Linked DNA regions of Homo sapiens: regions 2, 3, 4 and 5 are each linked to region 1. The links are chromatin contacts, found by Hi-C or POLR2A ChIA-PET in ENCODE. All regions are on one chromosome and are shown on one strand. The core of a region is the stretch at or near the end of the contact, and the rest is flanking DNA. Distances in the headings are between cores, read along the strand shown. Region 1 has its middle 50 kb from the start of MIR9902-1. Region 2 overlaps VPS37B (VPS37B subunit of ESCRT-I). Region 3 has its middle 31 kb from the start of CLIP1. Region 4 holds the start of HIP1R (huntingtin interacting protein 1 related). Region 5 holds the start of CLIP1 (CAP-Gly domain containing linker protein 1).

The links. A loop is a pair of places that touch in the nucleus more often than their neighbours do. ChIA-PET counts read pairs that join two places held with the same protein, here RNA polymerase II (POLR2A). Pooled maps may share reads with other maps.
Region 2: a loop to region 1 is called in a map with no recorded cell type, with 2.8 times the contacts of the local background. The contact joins two enhancer-like sites. A Hi-C loop is called at or near these places in 5 of 168 maps with a recorded cell type or tissue (Caco-2, HCT116, K562 and 2 more), 3 of 37 single-sample maps with no recorded cell type and 9 of 50 pooled maps. POLR2A ChIA-PET finds 5 or more read pairs at or near these places in 2 of 52 experiments (T-cell and WTC11).
Region 3: a pooled map shows a loop between it and region 1 (2.8-fold over the local background). The contact joins two enhancer-like sites. A Hi-C loop is called at or near these places in 1 of 50 pooled maps. POLR2A ChIA-PET finds 5 or more read pairs at or near these places in 5 of 52 experiments (OCI-LY7, activated T-cell and naive thymus-derived CD4-positive, alpha-beta T cell).
Region 4: a pooled map shows a loop between it and region 1 (4-fold over the local background). The contact joins the promoter of HIP1R here to the enhancer-like site in region 1. A Hi-C loop is called at or near these places in 2 of 37 single-sample maps with no recorded cell type and 10 of 50 pooled maps. POLR2A ChIA-PET finds 5 or more read pairs at or near these places in 3 of 52 experiments (MCF 10A, activated CD4-positive, alpha-beta T cell and endothelial cell of umbilical vein).
Region 5: a loop to region 1 is called in a pooled map, with 3 times the contacts of the local background. The contact joins the promoter of CLIP1 here to the enhancer-like site in region 1. A Hi-C loop is called at or near these places in 6 of 50 pooled maps. POLR2A ChIA-PET finds 5 or more read pairs at or near these places in 4 of 52 experiments (BJ, GM10248, H1 and 1 more).

Annotation. Positions count from the first base shown.
Region 1 is chr12:122,644,386-122,648,493 of GRCh38, reverse strand. No RefSeq gene overlaps it. Among named protein-coding and RNA genes, the nearest start is that of MIR9902-1, 50 kb to the left of the region's middle. RefSeq lists enhancers at 1,132-1,191, 1,282-1,351. Within about 2 kb of position 1,558, at least 3 of the 41 ENCODE cell types and tissues checked have a DNase peak (open chromatin) inside an H3K27ac peak, as active enhancers do.
Region 2 is chr12:122,874,608-122,878,960 of GRCh38, reverse strand. The region is part of intron 1 of VPS37B (VPS37B subunit of ESCRT-I); the gene reads left to right. Among named protein-coding and RNA genes, the nearest start is that of VPS37B, 19 kb to the left of the region's middle. RefSeq lists a silencer at 2,011-2,219 and an enhancer at 2,944-3,113. Within about 2 kb of position 3,085, at least 5 of the 41 ENCODE cell types and tissues checked have a DNase peak (open chromatin) inside an H3K27ac peak, as active enhancers do.
Region 3 is chr12:122,451,265-122,455,436 of GRCh38, reverse strand. No RefSeq gene overlaps it. Among named protein-coding and RNA genes, the nearest start is that of CLIP1, 31 kb to the right of the region's middle. Within about 2 kb of position 1,381, at least 7 of the 41 ENCODE cell types and tissues checked have a DNase peak (open chromatin) inside an H3K27ac peak, as active enhancers do.
Region 4 is chr12:122,833,546-122,837,967 of GRCh38, reverse strand. HIP1R (huntingtin interacting protein 1 related) reads right to left here and starts at 2,511. Exons shown (of 32, transcript NM_003959.3): 1 at 2,325-2,511. The coding sequence starts at 2,417. LOC124903040 (a long non-coding RNA gene) reads left to right here and starts at 2,735. Exons shown (of 2, transcript XR_007063501.1): 1 at 2,735-2,794; 2 at 3,130-3,413. RefSeq lists silencers at 2,000-2,199, 2,370-2,609 and an enhancer at 2,860-2,909.
Region 5 is chr12:122,420,325-122,424,515 of GRCh38, reverse strand. It overlaps CLIP1 (CAP-Gly domain containing linker protein 1), which reads left to right and starts at 1,847. Exons shown (of 26, transcript NM_001247997.2): 1 at 1,847-1,995. RefSeq lists an enhancer at 572-671 and silencers at 1,781-2,130, 2,151-2,550.

The DNA.
Region 1 (4,108 bases), core at 309-2,808:
TGCTGGGATTAATTACAGGTGTGAGCCACCGTGCCCGGCCTATTTTACTATAATTTTTAAAAACTAAAACATGGAAATAATATGATTCCTAATCTATACTGGGAATGTTCTGTTACCTGATCTGAGTGTTGTCACACGGGCATGATGACTTCATGAAAGTCTATTATAATTTCTGTATTTTTCTGTATGTTAGTTGACTTCAGTAAAACTTATGATTATTACTTCTATTTATTATTATTATCATCATCATTGTTATTAGAGATGGGGTATCATTATATTGCCCAGGCTGGTCTTAAACTCCTGGGCTCGCATAATCTTCCCACCTTGGCTTCCCAAAGTGCTGGGATTACAGGCGTGGGCGACTGTGTCTGGCCAGATTATTTCTAATCAATAACTACACAGAAAGCACACTGTTATTTAAAGGATTCTATACTTCACCCAAAGGCAGAAGCAGTGGAAATTGAGAAAGGAGGTTGTAGTAGGTTGAAGGTTGAAGAGTGCCCTCTGCTAAATTCATGTCTTCCGGGAACCTCAGAAGGTGACCTTATTTGGAAATGGGGTCTTTGCAGATGGAATTAAGATAAGGATCAAGATGAGATCATATAGGATTAGGGTGGGCAATGACAGTGTCCTTAGAAGAGACAGAAGAGGCCAGACAGAGAAGAAGTCCACATGAAGACAGAAGCAGTGATTGGAGTGACGTGGCCATGAGCCAGGGGATGCCTGGAAAAGACAGAGAAGGATCCTCCCCTAGAGACTTTGGAGAGAGTGTGGATCTGCTGGCAGCTTGATTGCTGACTTCTGGCCTCCAGAACTATGAGAAAATAAACTTCTGTTGTTTTGGCGAGGCATGGTGGCTGACACCTGTAATCCCAGCACTTTGGGAGGCCAAGAGCAGGTGGATCACTTGAGGTCAGGAGTTAAAGAACAGCCTGGCCAACATGGCGAAACCCTGTCTCTACTAAAAATTAGCCGTGTGTGGTGGCACATGCCTGTAATTCCAGCTACTTGGGAGGCTGAGGCAGGAGAATCGCTTGAACCCGGGAGGTGGAGGTTGCAGTGAGCCAAGATCACGCCATTGCACTCCAGCCTGGGGGACAGAGTGAGACTCCATCTCCAAAAAAAAAAAAAAGCCAACAAAAAACATCTTTTTCATTGTTTCTTACAACCCTTATCACTTACGTTTTCATTTCACCCTCGCTGTCAGCTTCCCTTTGTCCTTCCGAAAGCACAGAAGTAAAAATGAAACATAGAAAAATCCCACCGGTAATCTAGACCGAGCCAGAAGAATGTACCTTTCTGAGAAAAGACCACCCATCAATAGATCTGCACGTGGGGATCTTGTGTTTACATGCCAAACTCGTGAATGGTAGAGCTGTCACCCTAAATGTGGTACCCTGTGGCCGGTTATGAGTCATTAAAAAAAAGGGAGACAGAGATTCACCGGCACATGTGTTCATACTGCTTGATGATGAAACTTTTCTTAGATCTGACCAAAACACCAACTGCCAAGCACATGGCACCACGGGGAAGGGGGAGGGATGAAGTTTTGTAAATTACCACTTCTTCTTTTGAGGTATGAAATATAATGTGGGTTATGAGTAATGTACCCTTTTAAGATATAACCAAGTTACCAAGCCTACCTAAATAACATCAGAAAACATGAGTTGACAATCATTTGGTTTTGAGGTAATAACATTTCCTCCTGATTCATTACATTAGCTCTTTGAATATAAGGAATGTCCTAATGCTTCCTACATATATGTATATTCATATTAAATGAGACAGTTTCAAGCAATTCCAGGAACTTGGATATTAAGTAACTATCATGTCATAAAGAGGGAGTGGGAGTTAGTTAGGCAAAGAGGGAAGGGGAGCAAAGACTTGAAACAGCATGAAACGTGCAGAGAATTGTATCCCGGATACAAGACAGGGAGTGAAAAAGTCTGACCAGAGAGTCTTTTTTTTTGTTGTTAATTTGTATTTTTGTTTATTTATTTATTTTTGAGACAGTCTTGCTCTGTTGCCCAGGTTGGAGTGCAATGGTGCAATCTTGGCTCACTGCAATCTCCGCCTCCCAGGTTCAAACAATTCTCCTGCCTCAGCCTCCCCAGTAGCTGGGATTACAGGCACGCGCCACCACGCCCAGCTAATTTTTGTATTTTTAGTACAGATGGGGTTTCACCATGTTGGCCAGGCTGGTCTCAAACTCCTGACCTGAAGTGATCCACCTGCCTCAGCCTCCCAAAGTGCTGGGATTATAGCTGTGAGCCACCGTGCCAGCCTTTTGTTGTTAATTTTTAATTTTTAACTTTTAGGTACATAGTAGGTGTATATATTTATGGGATACATGAGATATTTTGACACAGGCATGCCATGCGTAATAATCTCATCAGGGTGAATGGGGTGTCCATCACCTTAAACATTTATCCTTTGGGTTACAAACAATTCAGTTATACTCTTTTAGTTATTTTAAAATGTACAATTAAATTATGTTGACTATAGTCACTCTGTTGTGCTATCAATACCAGGTCTTATTCATTCTTTCTATTTTATTATTATTATTATTATTATTTTTGAGACGGAGTTTCACTCTTGTTGCCCAAGCTGGAGTGCAATGGCGTGATCTCAGCTCACTGCAACCTCTGCCTCCTGGGTTCAAGCGATTCTCCTGCCTCAGTCTCCCGAGTAGCTGGGATTACAGGCACGTGCCCCCACGCTCAGCTAATTGTTTGTATTTTTAGTAGAAACGGGGTTTCACCATGTTAGCCAGGCTGGTCTTGAACCCCTGACCTCAGGTGATCCACCCGCCTCGGCCTCCTGAAGTGCTGGGATTACAGGCATGAGCCACCGTGCCCCGCCCATTCTTTCTATTTTCTGTACCCATTAGCCATCCCCACGTCCCCCTCCTCCCCCAACTCCACTACCCTTCCCAGCCTCTAGTAACCATCCTACTCTCTATCTCCATGAGTTCGATTGTTTCAATTTTTAGCTCTCACAAATAAGTGAGAGCTTGTGAAGTTTGTCTTTCTGTACCTGGCTTATTTCATTTAACAGAATGACCTCCAGTTTCATCCATGCTGTTGCAAATGACAGGACCTTATTCTTTTTTATGGCTGAATAGTACTCCATTGTGTATATGTAGCATATTTTCTTTATCTGTTGATGGACACTTAGGTCTCTTCAAGTCTTAGCTATTGTGAATAGGGCTGCAATAAACATGGAGTGCAGCTATCTCTTCCATATACTGATTTCCTTTCTTCTAGGTATACACTCAGTAGTGGGATTGCTGGATCATATGGTAGCTCTATTTTAAGTTTGTTAAAGAACCTCCAAACTTCTCCATAGTGGTTGCACTGATATGGGAGTGCTGGGAGGGGAAGAGCGTGGTCCCTTTAAATGATATGGAAGGGGGGAAGGGAAATGCTGGGTAAAGGAGGGTGTGGTAACTGGCTAGGGCTCCACCCCTACGGACCTAGGTAAGGACAGGCACTCCTGCCTTCCGCGCCCAAATGTTGCATTTCCCATGACTACTCTGGCCCCCCATGCCCCCATCCTGTGCCTATAAAAACCCGAGACCGGCCAGGCGCTGTGGCTCATGCCTGTAATCCCAGCACTTTGGGAGGCTGAGGCGGACGGATCACGAGGTCAGGAGATCAAGACCATCCTGGCTAACACGGTGAAACCCCGTCTCTACTAAAAATACAAAAATAAAAAATTAGCCGGGCGTGGTGGCGGGCGCCTGTAGTCCCAGCTACTCAGGAGGCTGAGGCAGGAGAATGACTTGAACCCGGGAGGCGGAGCCTGCAGTGAGCCGAGATCGCGCCACTGCACTCCAGCCTGGGCGACAGAGCGAGACTCCATCTCAAAATAAAATAAAATAAAATAAAACCCCGAGACCCTAGCAGGCAGACACAGGTGGCTGGACATCGAGAGGACATCGAGGGTAGCACGCTGGCGGAAGAGCACATAGTCAGACACTGGCATGCCTACAGGCCATCAGGCCATTGACTGGGGGAATGAGGCGGAGTTTGGCCTGGGCAGTCGGAGGAGAGCCCGGGCTGCGAAGAAGCCGCCCGACTCCCGAAGAAAACCATCTCCTTTCTGG
Region 2 (4,353 bases), core at 1,836-4,335, 230 kb before region 1:
ACTCTTGTCGGCCGGGCAGGGTGGCTCACGCATGTAATTCTAACACTTTGGGAGGCCAAGGCGGGCAGATCACTTGAGGCCAGGAGTTTGAGACCAGCCTGGCCAACATGGTAAAACCCCGTCTCTACTGAAAACACAAAAATTAGCCAGGTGTGGTGGCATGCGCCTGTAATCCCAGCTACTCAGGAGGCTGAGGCAGGAGAATCTGAGGCAGGAGAATCGCTTGAACCTGGGAGGCGGAGGTTGTAGTGAGCCGAGATTGCCCCACTGCACTCCAACCTGGGTGACAGAGCCAGACTGCCTCAAAAAAAAAAAAAAAAAAAAAAAGGACTCTTGTCATTGGATTAGGGCCACCTAGATGATTAAAGATGATTGTTTCATTTCCAGATACTTCATTACATTTGCAAAGACCTTTTTTCCAATAAATGTAGGTTCTAGAGATTAGGGTGTAGACACATCTTTTTGGGGGAGGGGGGCACACCATTCAGCACACCACAAGCATCCTGTCACTCCCAGGAGACTTACAACACCTTCGTGACACAGCAGTGGACAGGTTTTTTGTTTTGTTTTGTTTTTCTTTCTTTTCTTTTTTTTTTTTTTTTTGAGACGGAGTCTCCCTCTGTCACCAGGCTGGAGTGTAGTGGCACAATCTTGGCTCACTGCAACCTCTGCCTCCCGGGTTCAAGCGATTCTCTTGCCTCAGCCTCCTGAGTAGCTGGGACTACAGGCGGGCACCACCCTGCCCAGCTAATTTTTGTATTTTTAGTAGAGATGGGGTTTCACCATGTTGGCCGGGGTGGTCTTGATCTCTTGACCTCGTGACCCACCTGCCTCGGCCTCCCAAAGTGCTGGGATTACAGGCGTAAGCCACCGCACCCGGTCTAGCAGTGGACAGATTTTATGATTCTGTTTGTCATATTTAGTAGCTGCACTCTCCTAAGGAAAGGAACCTCACCTTCCTGTTCACTTTTCTGTCTCCATTGCCTGTACTTCCAGAGCCAGCCCGTGATGATGCCTGAAAAAATTTTTTTTGATGTATGAATAGATGAACAAACAAGCACAGAAGAATACAGTGTGAATACAGTGAAGCCAGAGGTGTACTCTGCGAATACATGAGACACCCTTGAGTGGAATGGTTTCAGTAGATGGATTGTATGAGGTGTGAATTGTATCTCAATCAAGCGGGGCCTCAGGGAGTGCCCACCACTAAGGGTCTAGCTCTGTGTGGCGTTGGTGGGGCTGGGGAAGGTTTAGAAAAGGTTCCGTTGCTAAGACCTTGGTTAGGGTAGAGTTTGCAGCAGAGATTTGGATAGGAGGGCGTTCCAGGCTGAAGAGCCAGTGTGAGCAGAGTCTTTGTGGGAAGAACATTTTATATTCCTGGACCTAATGCTTGTTTAACAAGATGCTTGCTTGTGGCTGGGCGCAGTGGCTCAAGCCTGTAATCCCAGCACTTTGGGAGGCTGAGGCAAGAGGATCGCTTGAGCTCAGGAGGTCAAGGTTGCAGTGAGCCATGATTGCACCACTGCATGTCAGCCTGCGTGATAGAACAAGACCCTGTCTCAAAAAATAAAAAATGACAATAAAGATTGCTTGTTAAATAAAATGTGATTTATTTACTTTGCATAAATACTATGCCTTCTGAGAATGCTGTAGGTGCGGGCATATTTTGTTTTTATCCTAACGCAGCCCAAATTCCAAGTACACACTGGATTTTGAGCATTTAAAGGACTTCCGGTGCTATTAAGGATTCCCATTTGTTTGTTCAAGTTTGCTAAACGAATTCAGTCATGTCACTTACTTAGTTGTTGTAAGTATTATATTACAGTGTGAAGGGGGTAAAAAGAACTGCTATGAGTATCTTTCCATGAAGAAGATTTAGCTTGGAAATGTGGGCAGATTTGTCTGCCTTTGTGTTTAGGAAGGCACAATTATAATTACAGGTGGAGGAGCTAGACACTGGCCAGCTGGAATCAGAATTTCACATTGTAGAAGTGTCTGGTCTGGAAAGCATCCATGGGAAACCTACACCCTTGACCCAGCATTGGCCACAGAGCTGCAGGCGGTCTCCTGCCTCTGCCTCTGCCCCTGCGTGCCTCTCCTTTGTAGCAGCCGTGGCATATGCAGAGGGGACTGTAGATCTCTTTTCTTTCTTGCTGACTTTATTTTCTACCACACTCCCCCAACCCAAATAAAGAAATAATGACATGTGCATTTGAGATAGTGTGTGTGTTTTTTTTTTTTCTCTTTCTGAGATGGAGTCTTACTCTGTTGCCCAGGCTGAAGTGCAGTGGTACAATCTTAGCTCACTGCAACCTCTGCTTCCCAGGTTCAAGCAACTCTCATGCCTCAGCCTCCCCAGTAGCTGGGATTATAGGCACCCGCCACCACAGCTGGCTAATTTTTTTGTATTTTTAGTAGAGGTGGGGCTTCATCATTTTGGCTAGGCTGGTCTCGAACTCCTGACCTCAAGTGATCCATCCGCCTTGGCCTCCCAAAGTGCTGGGATTACAGGTACGAGCCACCGTGCCCAGCCAGACTGTGTGTTCTGAGAGAGTTACATATATTAATGTAAGCATCCCAAGAGATAAAAAGAGACCTCCACATTTCTGCCTGGATAAGTATATATAAGATACTTTTTTTTAACTTAAAACAGAAAAACCCTTTCTCTACAAAGTTATGCGTGCTTGCTCTAATGAATCAAACACTGTGATAGTTAAAAGTAGAAAGTGGAAAGTAAAAAAATCATACCACTCGGGCTGCTGCTGTTACCCTGGGGTGAGCATGCTTCCAGAGAGTTCTCTGTGCTCATGCACGGATAGGTGGGCAGAAATAAGTTTAGACAAGCCAGGTCCTACTACAAATGCTGTAATCAGGCATCTCATTTTTCTTCACTTATGAGAAGTAATGGAAACTGAAGTGAAACTGAGTAAATTTATAAGAATGTTTCTTTACCACAGAGAGATTATTTCCTGAAAAGACTTTTCTATGGTTAACAAAAAGGATCATGAGAATGATCAAGAGGTTGGCATCACTGTTTTCAATTTCAGGTATCTGTTGGTGCCTACCATGAAACAAAGACAGTGGCAACTTAAGATTTTTTTTTTTTTTTTTTTTTAGTTTGATGGTTCCTAAAATACCTCTCTAAGCATTCTCAGATTTACTGTACAGATTTGGTCACAGACATTGAGGCTGGAATCAGTCGGAGAGGGGTGGAGAGCCGGGTGTATGTGGCCGGAGTGGCTGCCATCTGGGCCTTGCTGAGTGGTGTATGCTGCGCCTGTGGAGGCCTCCCGGGCCTGTCCTGGCCAATTTGCCTTTGCTTTGCAAATGAACAAAGCTGTTGTTTCTCCTCCCCCCTTTTTTTTTCCAACTGTAACAATGAAAAGATTGAGGAAAGAGTTTCTACATTGATTGTAGCATCCAAGGTGTGTTCTGGGGCAGGTTTTGAGTGTTAAAAAGTTTTATCCAATGCTTAAGAAAAGACATTCACCTTCAGCACATGCATCCTGGCCATTGTCCCTACTGCCATTATCCTGCAGGATGCTGTGGGTATTCTCTGGGTGGCCACTTAGAATTTACTGTATTTGTCTGGGTGTGGTGGCTCATGCTTGTAATCCTAGAACTTTGGGAGGCCGAGGCAGGGAGATTACTTGAGGTCAGGAGTTCAAGACCAACCTGGCTAATGTGGCAAAACCTCGTCTCTACTAAAAATACAAAAAAAAAAAAAAAAAAAAAAATTAGCCAGGTGTGGTACACACCTGTAATCCCAGCTACTTGAGAGGCTGAGGCACGGGAATTGCTTGAACCTGGCAGGCGGAGGCTGCAGTGAGCTGAGATCACGCCACTGCATTCCAGTCTCGGTGACAGAGCGAGACTCTGTCTCAATTTAAAAAAAAAGTTATCGTATTTATATGAAAACATCTGAATACCCAAAGGATATTTAAAAAATCACTGCCAGTTTAACAGTCCTCAGTTGGAGTTTTTTTTTTTTTTTTTTTTTTTTTTTTTTTTTTGAGACGGAGTTTCACTCTTGTTGCCCAGGCTGGAGTGCAGTGGCGCGATCTTGGCTCACTGCAACCTCTGCCTCCCAAGTTCAAGTGATTCTTCTGCCTCAGCCTCCGAGTAGCTGGGATTACAGGCATGTGCCACCATGCCCGGCTAATTTTGTATTTTTCTTAGAGAAGGGGTCTCTCCATGTTGGTCAGGCTGGTCTTGAACTCCTAACCTCAGGTGATCTGCCTGCCTCAGCCTCCCAAAGTGCTGGGATTACAGGTGTGAGCCACCGCACTCGGCCTCAGTTGGAGTTTTATTTGGCCTCTTTTGATGCCTGGTGGCTTATGTGTGTCCTATACA
Region 3 (4,172 bases), core at 132-2,631, 190 kb after region 1:
ATGGTCTTGATCTCCTGACCCGGTGATCCGCCTGCCTTGGCCTCCCAAAGTGCTGGGATTACAGGCGTGAGCCACTGCGCCCAGCCTTTTTTTTTTTTTTTTTTTTTTTTTTTTTGAGACAGCATCTTGCTCTGTCACTACTCAGGCTGGAGTGCAGAGGCATGATCACGACTCACTGCAGCCTCAACTTCCAGAGGCTTAAGTGATCCTCCTGCCTCAGCCTCCCAAAGTGCTAGGTTTACAGACTGAGTCCCCACACTCTGCCTTTATGGAGACTTCTTCATGCAGGCGTGATCCATTATTAACTTAATCTCCAGCCCTTTCCCCTCACCCAGAAGACGGAGGGTGAGGCTGAAAGTTTCAGGATGCTAATCATGGTTTGGTCATTCTGGTGACCAGCCCCCATCCTGAAGCTATCCAAGAGCCCACCAAGTTTGGCTTCATTAGAACAATAGGTCTTCCTGTCACCCAGAAAATTCCAAAGGATTAGGCGCTCGTATTAGGAGACAGGGTCAAAGACCAAATGGTAGAACGAAAGATGCTCCTAACATTTTTTGCTTTAGAAACTGCAAAGGTTTTAGGAGCTCTGGCCAGAAGCCAGGGGCAACAAAGATCAAAATGTATATTTCTATTTTTTTTTTTTTTTGACACAGAGTCTCGCTCTGTCACCCAGGCTGGAGGGCAGTGGTGCGATCTTGGCTCACTGCAGCCTCCGCCTCGCGGGTTCAAGTGATTCTCCTTCTCAGCTTCCCGAGTAGCTGGAATTACAGGCATGTGCCACCATGCCCAGCTAACTTTTGTATTTTTAGTAGAGACGGCGTTTCACTGTGTTGGCCAGGCTGCTCTCAAACTCCTGGCCGAAAGTGATCTGCCCACTTTGGCCTTCTAAAGTGCTGGGATTACAGGCGTGAGCCACCATGCCCGGCCTATTTCTTATTATGTCACAATATCACATCCTATCAGCAGGAGGGAGAAAAGAAAGATAAATGTTTGCCCTCTCCCTTTAAGAAAACTGCCTGGACTGGACACTGTAGCTCACCCCTGTAATCGTAACTACTCGAAGGCTGAGGCCGGAGGATCGCTTGAGCCCAGGAGTTCAAGTTTGCAGTGAACTGTAATCATGCCACTATACTCTAGCCTGGGCAACAGAGCAAGCCTCCATCTCTTACACACACACACACACACACACACACACACACACACACTTCCAAGAGGTTGCATGGGCTACTTCAGCTTGGCCAGAACTTATTTTCATGGCCATCCCTAATAACACAGGAAGTTAGGAAATGTCTTCATTCTGGATGTCACATGGCAGGAAGAATCAGATACAGGAAGAGGGTAGAATGGCTTTGAGGGGGGCGGGACTTCTGGTAGTCTCTGCTTCAGTCTTTGAAAATGGAAGCACAGTAGTGAATGTTATAGTTGACTGTGCAATACTCACTTTACCCTGATCATGGTATATTCAGGGTGGACAGACCTGGGCCCATCTGGGCCCACCTGGGCCAAGGAGATGCATGCCAGAGGGTGCGTGTGTGCGTGCACGTGTGTGTGTGCATGCACACGCACACTTAGAAAACCATAGGAAAGGCCAGGAGCAGTGGCTCACACCTGTAATCCCAGCACTTTGGGAGGCCGAGGCAGGCGGATCACCTGAGTTCAGGAGTTCGAGACCAGCCCGGCCTAAAGGGCGAAACCCCGTCTCTACTAAACATACAAAATTAGCCAGGTGTGGTGGCGCAGGCCTGTAGTCCCAGCTACTAGGGAGGCTGAAGTAGGAGAATCGCCTGAACCTGGGAGGCAGAGGTGGCAGTGAGCCAAGATTGCACCACTGCACTCCAGCCTGGGGAGACAGAGTGAGACTCTGTCTCAAAAAAAAAAAAAAAAAAAAAAAGCAAAAGCAAAAGCAAAAGCAAAGCAAACCACAAGAAAGCATGAATAGGAAATTGTCAGGCCTCTGAGCCCAAACTAAGCCATCATATCTCCTGTGCTGCACGAATACATCCAGATGGCCTGAAGCAACTGAAGATCCACAAAAGAAGTGAAAATAGCCTTAACTGATGACATTCCACCACTGTGATTTGTTTCTGCCCCACCCTAACTGATCAATGTACTTTATAATCTCCCCCACCCTTAAGAAGGTTCTTTGTAATTCTCCCCACCCTTGAGAATGTACTTTGTGAGATCCACCCCCTGCCTGCAAAACATTGCTCCTAACTCCACCGCCTATCCCAAAACCTAAAGGAACTAGTGGTAATCACGCCACCCTTTGCTGACTCTCTTTTCGGACTCAGCCCGCCTGCACCCAGGTGAAATAAACAGCCTTGCTGCACACACAAACCCTGTTTGGTGGTCTCCTCACACAACGCATGAGACAGAAATGTATCATATATCATATCCATTGCTCTGGCAACCATCTTACCTTAGGATGGTTGAATGAAGGATGAAGCCACCTCCGCAAATGGCAGAGAAAGAGAAGAAAAGATTTTGGGTGCTTGAGAAATTTAGCGGCTTGAGCCACTACATCAACCAGCCCTGAAGCTGAACCGTGTTGCAAACGTCCTGTTTTGTGAGCTAATGAGTCTCCTTATTGTCTCCGCTAGTCTGAGTTAGACCAGCTGCTGAAATCGTGATAACTGATGTAAACTCTAATAAAATGTAAGGTAATTTTTGACCAGCAGAGCATAAACCTCAACATCTGACTGGTCCCAGCAGATTTAGGCACCCTTATCTCCTTTTAGCTTTAGGAATTTCATTTGGGATTCAAATGGCTTTATCTGACAGGAACATATGCATAGCTGTTTCCAGGTAGGCTCTGATGGCCTGTATTTGATGGAGTAAGATTGGTTTTACATTTAAGAAAGGTTAAAGTAGAGGGGAACAGGCATTCTCATACATTATTGGTGGGGATATAAATTGGCTCACTCTTTTTTGGGAGGGTAATTTTTTTAAAAATGTAAATGTACATATTTTAGATTCAGTGGTTCTAATCTAAGCATTAATCCTACAACTATGTTTGTAAAAGCACACTGTATGCGCTTCAGATTCAAGCTTCTTGGTAAGACAAAAAACATTTTTAAGAAGAAAAGAAATACGAGTATACTATATATGCACCCAAGGCTGTTTATTGTGGCAATGTGTGTAGTAGCAAGTACTGAAAATAACCTAAATGTCTATTGGTAGGAATCTGTTGAAATCATAGCACACTATGATCTTACAACGCAATGGTTTAAAAAAATGAGGAGGCTGGGTACAGTGGCTCGCGCCTGTAATCCCAGCACTTTGGGAATCTGAGGCAGCAGGATCGCTTGAGCCTAGGAGTTCAAGACCAGCCTGAACGACATGGCAAGAACTCATCTCTAGGGAAAAAAAAAATTAAATAATTTAAAATATGGGGCCAGGCGTGGTGGCTCATGTCTATAATCTCAGCACTTTGGGAGGCCGAGGCAGGTGGATCACCTGAGGTTGGGAGTTCGAGACCAGCCTGGCCAACATAGAGAAACCCCGTCTCTACTAAAAATACAAAATTATCCTGTAATCCCGCATACCTGTAATCCCAGCTACTCGGGAGGATGAGGCAGGAGAATTGCTTGAACCTGGGAGGTGGAGGTTGCAGTGAGTAGAGGTTGCACCACTGCACTCCAGCCTGGGCAACAAGAGCAAAACTCTGTCTCAAAAAAAATTTTTTTAATATAAGGTAATCTACATCTTCTGATATGGAAAGAGGTCTATCTAGAGGTCTATCTATATATTCCCCTAATATATGTATTAACTAAAGAGTGTGGGTGTGTGTGTATATATAAAAGATAAGTTGTAATAGATAATATATAACATGTATTATTTAATATATTAACTTTTCTTTGTAATACATGTTAACTAAACTATATTACACATATATGTATGTTACATTTTATATTGTTACTGGAATACATATATTTATATATATATACTTTGTTAATTTTTTTTTGAGACAGAGTCTTGCTCTGTTGCCCAGGCTGGAGTGCAGTGGTGCGATCTCTGCTCACTGCAACCTCCGCCTCCTGGGTCCAAGCAATTCTCTGCCTCAGCCTCCCAAGTAGCTGGGACTACAGGCAGGTGCTACCACACCCGGCTAATTTTTGTATTTTTTATAGAGACGGGGTTTCGCCATGTGGGCCAGGCTGGTCTTGAAGTCC
Region 4 (4,422 bases), core at 1,262-3,761, 190 kb before region 1:
AGGTCCCTGGACTGCATGTGCTATTTTCTGTCCCGAAGGAGACATGGAAGTAACAACCTCAGCTCTCCAGGTCCTTTTCCACCACGGGACCTGGCTGGCGGCTCACCTGATTATTTCTGGGAACGATCTAATTAAATATTAACCACGTACAAAACCTCATTCTTACATTCCTCAATAAGTCACTGTGAAGACGAGCAAACCCAGACAATGAACTCAAACTCCAACTTTCCAGAAAATGGGGCCCTAGAATAGGTAAGACCTGTGACATTCACCCATTACAAAGTTATTCATTGTTAGTGGCCCTCTTAGCCTCTGAGAAAAAACCAGAGCAAAACAAAACAAAACAATCCACCTTCGGAGAGGTGCCTGTAATCCCAACATCTCGGGAGGCCGAGGTGAGGCGGGTGGATCGCCTGAGGTCAGGAGTTCGAGACCAGCCTGTCCAACATGGTGAAACACCTTCTCTACTGCAAACACAAAAATTAGCCAGGTGTGGTGGCGCACGCTTGTAGTCCCAGCCACTTGGGAGGCTGAGGCAGGAGAATCACTTGAACCCGGGAGGCGGAGGTTGCAGCGAGCTGAGATCATGCCATTGCACTCCAGCCTGGGCAACGAGAGAGACTCTGTCTTTAAAAAAAAAAAAAAAAAATCCACCTTCTTGTGTATCAAACCAACCACTAAAATGTGTGGTCCTGTATCAGAGATTCTCTCTTTGACACTCAGGAAGGTTGCCCTTGACTTCTTATCATTTAAGAGTAAGATCAATGAAGTTGGTCCTTCACATCCCATCTCCTCCATGTAGCAATCAGACCTCTTTATACGTCCTCAAAGGCACGAGAAAAAACTCAGTGAATAAACAAAGTTTCTGACAACATCCAGATATGTCTGCCAATTCAGGTTTTCTCCCTATGATCTACAAGTTCTTGGCACAATTAATTATGTATTGGTGACTTTAAATTTTTTTAAAATGACGGGCTATCCGGGCTGAACCAGTTGATGGTGATGAAGATCACAAGGCTAAATTGGTAATTTGCAGCCACCTGGGTTCCAGCACTTCGCATTTCTAAAGCCTTGATATCCTCAGGATTTATTATCGCTTTCTGGGTCAATCCCAAGCACAAAGGTTAGAAGGTCTCCCTGCGTTCTCTCTCATTTCAAAACGAAAGCTGTTGTAGAGTGCGTGTGCTAACTAGATGTGAAGGCAACCGCAGAAGTCATAGCTCTCTGCAAGGACAAGTGGGACGGAACTTGCAAATAGCCGCCACAAACGCAAATGTCACCAACCTGCTTTAGACAGGAGTGGGAGGGGTCCTCTGGCTTCCTTTATCTCTAGAGTAAAATTTTTCAGCCATTTCAGTCTTGGTTGACTTATTTTGGCAAATAAACAAGTATGCCCCCCTCCACCGCCCATCCCCCAAGCCTGAGAGCACTTCAAGAGTTTGTAAAATAAAAAGCAACAGGAAACCAGAAACGCAGCAACGTCTGCATCGTGGGTCCCCGGCACAAACACAAGTACAAAACGCACACCCGCGCCCTTATTTCATTTCTAACGCCTTCCCAGGATAGGCATCATCTGGAAGAGTTACAAGCGTGGGAGGCGCAGGAAGGGAGCCCCAGGAAGTTTCTGTCTGTCGGGCGCCGGTATTTAATGAGGGGGTGTGCACCTATTTATACGTGGGCAGCGCTCGGGCAAACAAGTCTGGCGACATACGAGAAGCTTTTCACCCAGCAAATAATAGGAGACTGTGCAGCCCTGGGAAACCGCTCACGAGAGAAGGAAGCTGGGAGTTTAAGGAATTTCCTTTAAGGAAATTGCCCGTGGGGGCATCGGTTTCAGGGGGTAGGAGACGGGGGCAGGAGCCGGCAAGGAGCGGCACGGAAGGTCGGGGACCCCAGTCGGGCCGCGCCGGCCCCGGGAGCACCTGGATCCCCAGCCCCCTCGACCCCCGGCGCGCTGGGCTCGCGCACACCCAACCCCGGCCCCATCTCCGTCCCCCGCCGCCTCAGCTCCGGCGCTCCCGGCCCGCGCACACCCTGACCCCGGCCCCCTCAGCCCCGGCGCCTCTGGGCCCGAGCGCCCGGCGGGAGCGGGGAGCGCGGCTTCCGGTTCACCTGCGCGCCGGTCGGCTCGGGCCGCGGAGGCCGGCGGGGGGCGGCAGCGGAGCTCTCGGAGAGCCCGGGCGGACACAGGCCCTGCCCCCGCGCCGTCCCCCGCCCCTGGCCGGCGCCTCCCGGGCCCCAGCCGTTCGCGCGTGAGGGGTCAGGGACGCCGCTTGCCCGCCCGCCCGCCGCCGCCCGCCGCCCGCCGCCCGCCGCCCGCTCGCCTGGGTCTTGTCGAACTGCTCGCGCTCGGCCTCCAGGCTGTGGCCCGGCCTGCGGCTCAGCACCCGCGCCGGCACGTTCTTGATGCTGTTCATCCTGCCGCCGCCGCCCGCTTTTGTCCGGCTCCGTCCGCGCGACTCACAGCCTCACGGTCCGGCAGCCCCAGCCTAGGCACCGCGAGGCCACCGCGCCGCGCCCGGGCCCGCCCGCCGGGGAGGAGCCCGCCTCGCCCCGCCCCCAACTCCAGGGCACGCCCCTCCCCCGCACACCTCCAAACCCGCCCCCCGCGCCCGCAAACGCCTCGCCCGCCCCCAACTCCAGGGCGCGCCCCTCCACCCGCACACCTCCAACCCCACCCCCCGCGATCTCGGGACACGCGCCTCTCCCCGCACATCCCCAACCCCCCATCCCGCGGCGACCCCGGCACACGCCCCGCCCCCCGCACACCTCCAACCCCCACCTCACTCACAAGGTTGGGGCACAGGCCAAACGCCCCCCCAGCTCCTCCCCACCTCTAATCCCCTCCCTAAACCCGGAGGGGAGGGTAGGGGAAGGGGGAGGGGGAACCCCTCCCTCCTCCTTCCACCCAGGGTAGGGACCCCAGCCAATTCCCTCTCCCCACCCCTCCTCCGAACTCACTAAGTCTTGTCTGCACCAGGGCAAGATCTGGTTAATTGGAGAAAATCTGGCCTCCATGAGTCTGGTCGGTGGCAGCACAGATAGACGCTTTTTTTCCTTTTTGGTCTTAATGTATGTGTCAAAAGGCACACAATGACACTCTCCCCTCTTTGTGCAATTCTGACATAGCTGCAGCTGTTATCCATGCGGGGATGCAGGATGCATTTCCAGAGACGCCGCCGGCTCCGCAACCGGACACCTCGCCAGCTCCAGGGACAATGGGGGCTGAGGCCGGGCGCTGTTAGGCTGGCACAGAAGGCAGGCGGATCTGAACAGCAAAGTACACCGAGGAGATGCCGCCAGGGGTGGCGTGAGGCTTTTTAAAAACATTATTATTGGCTTTCCCTTAAAATTACTGGTCACAAGACTGAAGTAAAAAAATAAATAAAAGCCCAGAGTCCTCTCTAAGCGTAGCTCTCAGATGGGTATTGTGTTTCTGCTGTTTCCCTTTCCTATCGGAATGCAGATGTGGAATCATGCATAAAGGTCCCTTGCTTTTGAAGGGAGAGGCACCGCCTGCCTGTAAGGAGGAAAATGACGCCCACGTAATCCTGACCCTTGTCTCCCTAGTGAGACTGTAACCTGTCTGAGGTCAGAGACCCTTTCCTTTCCTTTCCTTTCCTTTCCTTTCCCTTTCCCTTTCCTTTCCTTCCTCCTTCTTTTCTTTCTTTTCTCTCTTTCTCTCTCTTCTTTCTTTCTCTTTCTTTCTTTCTTTTCTTTTCTTCTCTTTCTTTCTTTTCTTTTTTTTTAACCGAGCTTCACTCTTGTTGCCTAGGCTGGAGTGCAATGGCACAATCTCACCTCACCGCAACCTCCGCCTCCTGGGTTCAAGCAATTCTCCTGCCTCAGCCTCCCAAATAGCTGGAATTACAGGCATGTGCCACCACGCCTGGCTAATTTTGTATTTTTAGTAGAGACAGAGTTTCTCCGTGTTGGTCAGGCTGGTCTCGAACTCCCGACCTCAGGTGATCCGCCCGCCTCGGCCTCCCAAAGTGTTGGGATTACAGGCGTGAGCCACCACACCCCGCCAGGGACCCTTTTCTTTAACTGATTCCTCACCCTCCAGCCCAAGAGCTAGAGCTGACCCCAAAAGATAACATTTGCCAAGACTCTCCTGTCACTGCACCAAAAGGAGAAATTAATCCTGTTTTCTCTAATTCCAATCACTAAAAAGCTTCTTTATCAGAATAACGGTAGAATCACAATAGCTGATATGTACTGAATGCTTATTATTTGGCAGGCACTGGGCTAAACCCTTCATATGTAACTTAGTCAACTTAGTTGATAGCTGTGCTCTAATAAAGACCACAGTAAAGGGGCTTTTTGCGGTACTCCAGCTGTTTCTCACACTCCTTTTTCCACACGGAACAAAAGTGGTTCTCCTGTGACCCTTCACGCATATACAGCATCCCTTTTCAACCA
Region 5 (4,191 bases), core at 598-3,097, 220 kb after region 1:
AAAAAAAAAAATTAACGCCAAGACTCCATGATGAACAAAATGATATAATTATAAATAAATAAGCAAATGATGAACATGACAATGACATAGAATAACCCATGAGAACAAGCAAATATACACACACACACACACACACATATATATACATATATATATACATGTGTATATATATATATATTTTTTGAGACAGAGTCTCCCTCCGGCACCCAGGCTGGAGTGTAGTGGCTTGAACTCTGGTCACAGCAACCTCCGCCTCCCGGGTTCAAACAATTCTCGTGTCTCAGCCTCCCGAGTAGCTGGGACTACAGGCATGCACCACCATGCCCAGTTAATTTTTGTATTTTTTGTTAGAGACGGGGTTTCACCATGTTGGCCAAGCTGGTCTTGAACTCCTGTCTGCAGGTGATCCACCCACCTGGGTCTCTCAAAGTGCTAGAATTACAGGCGTGAGCCACCACACCCAGCCCCAAAACAATATTTTTAATAAAGACAGGCTCAGCCTACTGAGTAGAGAAGAAAAGACAAGCCCATAAGTGTTCCTAGCTGAACTCCCCCATTAGAAGTGGTCTGTGCCTCATCCTATGACATCTATGATTCCACAGCTTGCTGATTACAGCTGAAGACTGTTTAGATTAGGGGGTGAGGCGCGCCTTTCAGATTAGGAATATGGATATGGGATTTCAGGAGTACCACCACCACCTGACCTTGCAGCCTGTAAATTAGGGCGATGTTGAATTAGGTAACAGCATTTCGAGGGATTTCAGACATGAATGGAGAGGAGGGGCCAGGAGACAAATTTACATAGTTCAGAACTTCGTGCATTACCAGAGCAGTTCCCTCTTCCTGCTGGTCCAGGCAGCACGGTGCTTTGAATAAAGGTCAGCTAGAGGGGTCACCCGCCGATTATTCTCTTCTACTGGCAAGGAGGAGGAAGCCCCTGCCCCCTTATCCACCACAAAATCCTGGGCTTCCCCGACAGCTGCAAATTCCTCCCTGGAGATGTAAGGCTTCTGGGGTTGCCATGGTCCATGGGAGTGAAATGCTGGCCGCCCTCTGCTACCCCAGCCCCGAGCAGGCTGTTGCAGCCTTCCCTCCTGTCCCTTTCAAAAGCTTTTAAAGGAAATCCCAGGGGGGAAGGAGGATGGGACACTAACCAGGGCTTCCGTCCAAGCAGCCAGGGCGAATAAAAGGGGCTTTTCTCAAACGAACGGAGCAAACCCTGGGATCGTTTCAAAGGATTTTTAACCCGCGGTCGTTCCCGGAGGGAAGTGGGGAGCAGATACAGTTCTTCCCAAGCTTAACCTGCTCTACAGTTCCTTTCAGCATTTTCTCCAGGGACGCCTCATCCAGGGTCTTTCCCTGGAGGGAGGCGAGGGCAGAGATGATCCTTCCCAATCCCCAACTTAACCTGCTTCGGAAGCGCCTTGCAGCCTGTTTCAAAGGATTTCTCACCCTTGTCTGGCGGGAAGGGGAGGGCAAACAAATGAATCAGCCCCAAAGAGCGGGCTGAGGTCGAGGCTGAATGGGGCTCTTGGGTGTGACTTGCAAATTCTGGGAACACTTTGCAGAAATGACGAGAAGCCCCTCGGAGCAGGCCTGTGGGTTTTCCCTCGCACCTTGCTCCCCAAGCCGGGGCTCGGGAGGGTTCGAGGGCGGAGCGGCGGGCGCGCCGGGGCCAGGGTCCTCCCGGGGCCGCGGTGGGCGCAGACAAAGAGGCGGCGGGGCGGCGCGGGGCCGGGCGCGGGCCGCAGGGCCGGTGCGGACTCGAGGGGCCGGGCCGGCCGGGCCGGCCGGGCGGGCGCGGCGGCGGAGCGCTGGGAGGAGCCGCGCGGCGTCTTCTCCTGGCAGCGCGCGCCCGCCCGGCCCCGCGGCGGCGGCGGCGCGTCACGCTCTCCCCCGCCCCGAGCCGACGAGCCGGGAGGCGGGAGGCGGCGGCCGCGGCGGCTGCTGCTGCTGCAGTGGGACAGGTGGCGGCGACCGGCGGCGTCCGAGGAGGTGAGCAGGGGGCGGCGCGGGCCCTCTCCCTTTCCCGGCACCCCCTGCTCCCCTGCCGGCTTCCCGGCCTGCGGGGCCCGCCCAGGGTCGGGTCGGGGGTCGAAGCCCGGCGTCCGGGAGCGGGGCCGAGCCTCGCGCGCCGGAGCCGTCCGGGAGGGGACCGCGGGAGTCTCGGGTGGCCGGCGCCGGAGGCCGGGGGTCCCTGGGGGGCTCCTCCGGAGCTGGAAAAGTGGCGGCCCTGTCAGCGCCGAGCCGGGCCTTCGCTTCCTCCGCCCGCCTCAAGATGGAGCTTGGACTCCTTGCCCCTGCGCCGCCCCAGGCGCCGCTCTCTCCCTGGCGCCCCGCTCCCTCTCCTGGGCCCCGGGGCGGATGTGGGATCGGCCGGACCCCGGGAGGCCGAAGCCGGGCGGGACCTGTTGCCCCGGGCGCCGCGCCTGTCACCTGAGCATTCCTCAGGCCCCGGGTGCCCGGCGCCCGCGATCCGGCATGGAGGGCACCCTGGCCCGGCCTCCCCCGCTGCCCCGGCTTTTGTTTTCCTCTCAAGTGGGGCTGTGATTCTCGGAGACCGGGGAAGGCTGGAGGTGGCCAGATCGCTCTCGGGTTTCCGAAATCACACCGCTGCCCGGTAATCCGAACCTTCTACCGCGGCAGGGGATTGGCGCGGAAGGCAGATGACACTTGTTCAGAGGTTATTTTACAAGCAGAACCTAGCGATTGCCCGAATTGGAAGGTCCTGCCTTTCAAAAATCGGGTTTTGATTCGGGGGTGAATCCTGAATCCGGCTGTTTCTCCACTTCATGTGGCTTTTCCATCTGGCAGGAGCCGAGCGCCACCCCCTCCTCCCTGCACAGCCCCACCTCTTTGGTATGAAGAAATTACACGTTGTCCGTCATCGGTTTAGATACCTGTTTTTAGCAAAACTTGGGCGCCAGTGAACTGTTTTTTAAAACAAAGGGTGGAGAAGATTCTGTAATTGTGTGTGTGTGATTCAGCAGCCTGGCCTTCTTCCTCTTTTAGGACAGTGGCCCCTAGCAGCTCTATAAGTATTAAGTGCTGTGGCCACTGCTGTCATTAGGGTTATGATTCTGGCTGTTCTTATTATTTGATTTGTGTCACTACTGTTAGCGATGGTATCCACGAATCAGGAGAGTATCCCAGAGTCAGGAATGTGTTTGTTTGACTTTTAGATTTAATGATAACCTTTAGCAAGAATCCCCAGGCATGTCGCTTCTCAGACTTGGGGCCTTTTTTTCTCTGTAAATTATAACAATGAACATTTATTGAAGGCATCTTGTGGCCAGGCTCTGGGCTAGCTTTTTATGTGTTTTATTTCATTTAATCAACCCTAACCCAGTGAGCGTGCTGTCGTCATGTGCATTCGGCAGGAGGGTCATAGAAAGGTCAAGTAACTTGACCAGGGTTATACAGCTAAGCACCTGAAGTCAGAATACCTTTTACCAGCATGTGAACTCAGGTATTCTGACTTCAGGTGCTTAGTTATTCGATTAGTATAGGGAATCTGTGGCAAAAAGCAAGGCTAGTCTGTCTGTCTGTCTATCCATCCATCAATCAATCAATCAATCAATGAGAGGGAGCCTCAATCTGTCCCCCCGGCCAGAGTGCAGTGGCGTGATCTCAGCTCACTGCAATCTCGGCCTCCCAGGTTTAAGCGATTCTCGTGCCTCAGCCTCCTGAGTACTGGAATTACAGGTGCCCGCCACCACGCCCGGCTAATTTTTGTATCTGTGGTAGAGATGGGGTTTCACCACGTTGCCCAGGCTGATTTCGAACTCCTGGGCTCAAGTCATCCACCTGCTTTGGGCTCCCAAAGTGCTGGGATTACAGGTGTGAACTACCGCACCTGGCCCCAAGGCTGGTCTACATTAAAGCAAAGTTGAAGTGGGTAATTGCTTGGCCAAAGGCTTGTGCCCGATTTTTAAGGTTCAGAGAAAGCAGTTAAGTACATCTTCCCACTAGACCTAGTTCAAAGGGGAAAACTGAAACCGGGTGGGACCCTGGGTAGGTATTTTGCCTGAAGATCAAGATTTTGCCCTTCCCTATTTTTTCAATCATTGCTTCAGCTCCAGCTTGCACTTCAGCATGACATAAGCTAATCTGGTTTCTGTCCTATTGAGGAGTTTAGAATCTGATATCCTTATCTCTTTTTTTTTTTTTGACATGGAATTTCACTCTTGT